Linked DNA regions of Homo sapiens: region 2 is linked to region 1. The links are chromatin contacts, found by Hi-C or POLR2A ChIA-PET in ENCODE. All regions are on one chromosome and are shown on one strand. Each heading gives the region's core, a stretch centred on a gene start or an enhancer-like site at or near the end of the contact. The rest is flanking DNA. Distances are from core to core; before and after follow the strand shown.

Evidence for each region. A loop is a pair of places that touch in the nucleus more often than their neighbours do. ChIA-PET counts read pairs that join two places held with the same protein, here RNA polymerase II (POLR2A). Pooled maps may share reads with other maps.
Region 2: a map of naive thymus-derived CD4-positive, alpha-beta T cell shows a loop between it and region 1 (5-fold over the local background). The contact joins two enhancer-like sites. A Hi-C loop is called at or near these places in 3 of 168 maps with a recorded cell type or tissue (PC-9, aorta and naive thymus-derived CD4-positive, alpha-beta T cell) and 1 of 50 pooled maps. POLR2A ChIA-PET finds 5 or more read pairs at or near these places in 9 of 52 experiments (A549, CD4-positive, alpha-beta T cell, MCF 10A and 6 more).

What each region holds. Positions count from the first base shown.
Region 1 is chr16:11,483,587-11,486,525 of GRCh38, forward strand. It overlaps LOC400499 (putative uncharacterized protein LOC400499), which reads right to left. Exons shown (of 67, transcript NM_001370704.1): 16 at 1,293-1,487. Among named protein-coding and RNA genes, the nearest start is that of LITAF, 100 kb to the right of the region's middle. Within about 2 kb of position 1,439, at least 2 of the 41 ENCODE cell types and tissues checked have a DNase peak (open chromatin) inside an H3K27ac peak, as active enhancers do.
Region 2 is chr16:11,532,915-11,535,853 of GRCh38, forward strand. No RefSeq gene overlaps it. Among named protein-coding and RNA genes, the nearest start is that of LITAF, 53 kb to the right of the region's middle. Within about 2 kb of position 1,442, at least 3 of the 41 ENCODE cell types and tissues checked have a DNase peak (open chromatin) inside an H3K27ac peak, as active enhancers do.

The DNA.
Region 1 (2,939 bases), core at 189-2,688:
CAAGCGCAGTGGCTCACACTTGTAATCCCAGCACTTTGAGAGGCCAAGGCAGGAGGATTACTTGAGCCCAGGAGGTTGATACCAGCCTGGGCAACATAATGAGACCCTGTCTGTACAACTTTTAAAAAAAAAAAAAAAACTAGATAGGCATGATGGCACATGCCTATAGTCCCAGCTACTCCGGAAGCTGAGGTGGAAGGATTGTTTGAGCCTGGGGGGCAAAGGTTGCAATGAGCCAAGATCATGCCACTGCACTCCAGCTTGGGTGACAGAGTGAGACTGTCTCAAAAAAAAGGACATGCTGTGTGATCTAATTTACATAATATTCTAGAATATGCAAAGAAGTCTATGGTGACAGAAAGCCTCTCACTAGTTTCTGGGGACAGAGGAGAAGCAGGAGGAAGGGACTTTTTTTTTTTTTTTTTTTTTTTTTTTTTTTGAGACAGACTCTCGCTCTGTCGCCCAGGCTGGAGTGCAGTGGCGTGATTTCGGCTCACTGCAAGCTCCGCCTCCCGAGTTCACACCATTCTCCTGCCTCAGCCTCCCAAGCACCTGGGACTACAGGCACCCACCACCACGCCTGGCTAATTTTTTGTATTCTTAGTAGAGACAGGGTTTCACCATGTAAGCCAGGATGGTCTTGATCTCCTGACCTCGTGATCCGCCTGCCTCGGCCTCCCAAAGTGCTGGGATTACAGGCGTGAGCCACTACGCCCGGCCGCAGGAAGAGATTATTAAGGATCTGGAAGAGACTTTTGGGAGTGATGGGTATGTTCATAAGCTTTATCATGGTGATGATCTCATGAGTGTGTACATGGGTCAGAATGTATCAAACTGTACACCTTAACCATGTACTAGTGTTCACCGTGTGTCAATTAGACCTCAATAAATCTCACTTTTAAAAAGTAGAACAAACTGATGCTGCCAGAAGTCAGAAGAGTGGTTACTCCTGGTTAAGGATGGGTATTAACAAGAACAGGAGTACAAAGGGGAGGGTGGGAGCTGAAGATGGTCTGGGTGCTGGTGACATGGGTGTATTGAGGTGGTGGACAGGCAGGCTGTACACTTACAACTTAGGGACTTTTCCATGCATAGGATCTATTTCAAGCAACAGTTTTTCCAAATAAAGCCAGCTACCAGTGGACTACTCAGATTTGAACCAGCCACTTAATTCTGCAAGGAGGAGGCAGAGTCAGAGTTCACGGACACCCAAGTCTCAGGTTCAAAAGTCCACGCATGAAGCGGGGTGGGCCTGCCTGGGGGAGTACAGTGGGTGTGGCCACCTCCCTTACCTTCTGCTGTAGGTATCTCATCCTTCTGTCTCTGTCTCCTGGACACTCGGGGCTGGCTGGCTGTGGTGCAGGCCCTGGTTCTGGCCCTGGGGGTTCCTCTGGCTCAGGCTCTCTCCCGTCTTCCTGACCCCAGAATGACTTCCTGCCAAACAGCCTGTGAGCAATTTCCTCAGCATTTTCCAGCCGGAGCCCAAGCTGGGAAGGGAAGCCACAGGCTCAGGGAGGAACAATTCAGTCACAGGGGTGATGATGAGCTGTTAGGCTGGGGATATGAATGGAGGACCCAGAAGGCTTGAGCACGGCACTCCAGGCTCCCTGGTGCCCACCTGGGCTGAGGTTCGGGGACACAACCTTGGGAAATCCACCAATCTCTCTGTATCTACTTGGTAGATGCCACACGGTAAGAATTCTTGCCAATTCTTTAAGGCTTGGTTCAAATGTCATCACCTGTGGGAAGCCCTCCCTGAACTCCCATGTCACTCTCTTCCCACCTCCTCTGCCCCACACACAATATACTCAGACTGGAATGTGTGTCTTCCTCGAAAGATCCAGGATGAGGGCAAGGGCTCGTGTATCAATCACTAGGCACCTGCACGACCTCCCCTGGATGGGGGGGAGGGTTTCAAAATTTGATAGGTGAATAAATGGATCTTTCCTTCTGTCCCTCCCGTCTTCCATCTGCCCGTCCGCGCACCCCTCTCTTCACCTATCCTTTCATCCTTCCCACGCATCCATCCATCCATCTGCCTCTCCACCTTCCATCTTTTCTTTCCTTTGTTCTATCCATCCTTATTCCTATCCATCCATCTGCTTTTCCTTTCTTATGGACCCCTCTCCTTCTATCTATTCTTTCTTCCCTTTTTCCATCCAGACATCTCTGATAGCATTTTCAGAGAAGTCACCAGAGACCAGCCCTTGGCAATGACTGGTGAGTGGATGGATGGATAATAGATGGATGTGTGACTCAGAGGATGAAAGATGGATGAGTGGGAAAACAGATGAATAGATAGGTAGGTAGACAGAGATGGATGGGAAATTACAGGGCTGGATGGACACACAGATGGACAGATGGGAGGGTGGGTATGTCCATGTATGGGTAGGAGGGTGGACAGATGAATAAGTGAATGGATGGATGGGTGGGTGGGTGGTTTGGTAAATGGATTGAGTGAATAGATGGATGGATGTATGGATGGATGGATGTATGGATGGATGGACGGATAGATGGATGAATGATACATGGGTAGACAGATGATGGGTGGGTAGACGAATGAATGATGGCTGGATAGATGATGGGAGGGTGGGCGGATAAATGATGGGTGGGTGGATGAATGGATGATGGGTGGGTGGGTGTGTGGTTTGGTAAATGGATTGAGTGAATAGATGGATGGATGGAGGGATGGATGGATGGATGGATGGATGAATGGTACATGGGTAGACAGATGATGGGTGGGTAGATGAATGAATGATGGCTGGATAGATGAATGAATGATGGCTGGGTGGGTGTGTGGTTTGGTAAATGGATTGAGTGAATAGATGGATGGATGGATGGATGGATGGATGGATGGATGAATGGTACATGGGTAGACAGATGATGGGTGGGTAGATGAATGAATGATGGCTGGATAGATGAATGAATGATGGCTGGAT
Region 2 (2,939 bases), core at 192-2,691, 49 kb after region 1:
AAGTGTCTTCTGGCTCCATGTTGTGTTCAAGTGGAGAACAGAGAGTTCAGAAAGAAACCAAGTACACACAGGAGTAGGCACATGATAAAAATAGCATTGCATCTAGTTGGGGAGAACAACAGATTCAAAGATGGACAAAGTATACGAGCATCCCGTTCACAGAAAAGGACACAAAAAAAGACACAGATAGAGTTTCGGCAAAGAGGCTCAACCTTAGACATTAAAAAAATTCAAATTAGGCTGGGTGCATTGGCTCACGCCTATAGCCCCAGCACTTTTGGAGGCTGAGGAGGGCAGATCATCTGAGGTCCAGAGTTCGAGACCAGCCTGGCCAACATGGTGAAACCCCGTCTCTGCTAAAAATACAAAAATTAGCTTGGTATGTTGGCACACGCCTGTAATCCCAGCTACTCGGGAGGTTGAGGCAGAAGAATCACTTGAACCCAGGAGATGGAGGTTGCTGTGAGCCAAGATCACTCCACTAAAAAAGAAATGCAAATTGAAGCTACAAAACTCAGGCTGGGTGCGGTGGCTCACACCTGTAATCCCAGCACTTTGGGAGGCTGTGGCAGGCGGATCGCTACTTGGGAGATTGAGGCAGGAGGATTGCTTGAACCCGGGAGGCCGAGGTTACAGTGAGCTGAGATCGCACCACAGCACTTAAACCTGGAGACAGAGCAAGACCCCATCCGAAAAAAAAAAAAAAAAAAAGAAGAAGAAGAAATTTTAAAAATTAAGTGAAAAGGCCATGAAGCCTGGATGAAGTAATTGGCGACTAGTGGAGAAACAGGACATGGGCCCTCAGGGAAAAGAAAGAGGAAACAGCACATTGAGGTTTTGCAGGTTAAAGGTGAATGGTAGATCACTTCATATTTGGAGTACGTGAAACTCAAGCAATTTAATCTTTTCAAGGGCAAAGACTATCCTCCCTTTTGTATTGCTCATAACACCTTCACATTGTGGCCATAAAAACGCTGGCTGGGTAGGGAAGGGGAGGCACATTTTCTCTGTCCTAGCAATTCCCCTTCTAGAAATTAACCCAGGCCGGGCACAGTGGCTCCCACCTGTAATCCCAGCACTTTAGGAGGCGAAGGCAGGCATAACACCCAAGGTCTCGAGTTCAAGACCAGCCTGGCCAACAAGGTGAAACCCTGTCTCTACTAAAAATACAAAAATTAGCCGGGCATGGTGGCGTGCGCCTGTAATCCCAGCTGCTCCGGAGGCTGAGGCAGGAGAATTGCTTGAACCTGGGAGGCAGAGGTTGCAAAGAACCGAGATTGCACCACTGTACTCTAGCCCAGGCAACAGAGGGAGACTCCGTCTCAAAAAAAAAAAAAAAGTTAACCTTGTCCTGCTCCTGGAAGGAAACTCCAGGCCCTTGGAATGTGCTGCCTGATGGTAATGTCAGTGTCTTTGTTTACCTGGGGGCCTGGAACCACGCCAGCCAGTCTCTGCTAATGACATGATTTAGGGTGGGGGGTTTGGGCCAGGTGATACCAGCATGACCTCTGGAGGGGCTGGAGACTGAGGTCAACTATGGGCCATTGGCCATGACTGGTTGCCAATAAAAACATTGCACACAAGGCTCTGGTGAGCTTCCTTGGTTGGCAATGCTCTGTGCACATTGCCACACATTATGGCTGGGAGAAATAAGTACTGTCCACGAGTCCACAGGGAGAGGACATCTGGGAGCTTGTGCCTGGCCTCCCTGCCTTATGCACCTTTTCCCTTTACTGATTTTACTCTCTTTCCCTGTAATCAACAGCAGCCATGAGTGCAATGTCTTTTCTGAGCTCTGTGATTCCTTCTAGAAAACCATAGAGGCCGAGAGTGATCTCGGGCCCCTCCTGAAATGCAAACATCTACTGTGTGCCAGTCACTGTTTACTGGGGATACAGCATCAGACAGATGAAAGCCCCTGCCTTCAAGGAGCTGACTTTCTAGTGCAGGAAGACAGATCAGAAGCAAGACAAATAGGCTGAGTGTGGTAGCTCAGCAATTTGAGAGGCCGAGGTGAGAGGATGAAGAGTTTGAGACCAGCCTGGCCAACGCAGTGAGACCCCATCTCTATGAATAAGAAACAAGAAAAGATGACAAAGAAGCTTGTCTTTCAGGAGCAGACGTATAGGGGGCCAGGAAACGCCTCGAGACACAGGCTTGGCACCTATGAGCCAGTCTCCATTAGGACCAGGTCATATTCAGCTTTGATAAGCAGGAGTGGAACAAGCCAAGCAAGTGACACTCAATTTTGCAAGCAGCAGCCACCTGTGTCCCCTTCTCATCGTGGACTCCCGGGTGTGGGTCAGCATCAGCACACCTGGCTTGGGTGAGGATGAGCTGGTGGCCACCTCTGTGTCATTTGAAAACACCCATGTTTCTTTCACAGGCGGACCATAGGTGCTGCCTATCGCCCGGGAAATAAAACATGTAGTTTATGAGTGCAAACAAGGAAAAAGTTCAAGCACAAAAACACAAATGCCTCTGGGAGGATTGACATGTTAGCTGAGGAATCCCAGCTTGGAACCTGGGACCGGTAACTTCACCTGTCAGAATTTCAGTTTGTCTGTAAAATGGAGAGGGGATGTTCATCTTACAGAATCGTTGTGAAATTCAATAACAGAATGTGCCCCGCCCATGGCAGGCACTCAACAGATACTCACTGCTGCTCTGTGCTGGGGTGATCTACAGTCATTGGTCATTATCTTCCTGGCATCCAGAAGCTTACTCACTAATTTACCTTTACTGTTTACAGGTTGACATCATTTCACAATCAAAGATCGAGTGCCAATTCCTATAGCTGTCAGGAGCTCAGCTGAGCTGCAAGAGGGCGGGCTGAGCTGTCAGGTGGCAAAGCAATAAGCCAAAAATGACAGCGTTACGCCCGTGATCACTCACCGTGATGGTACAAGCAGGAGGTTAAAACCGGAGAAAGCACCAAC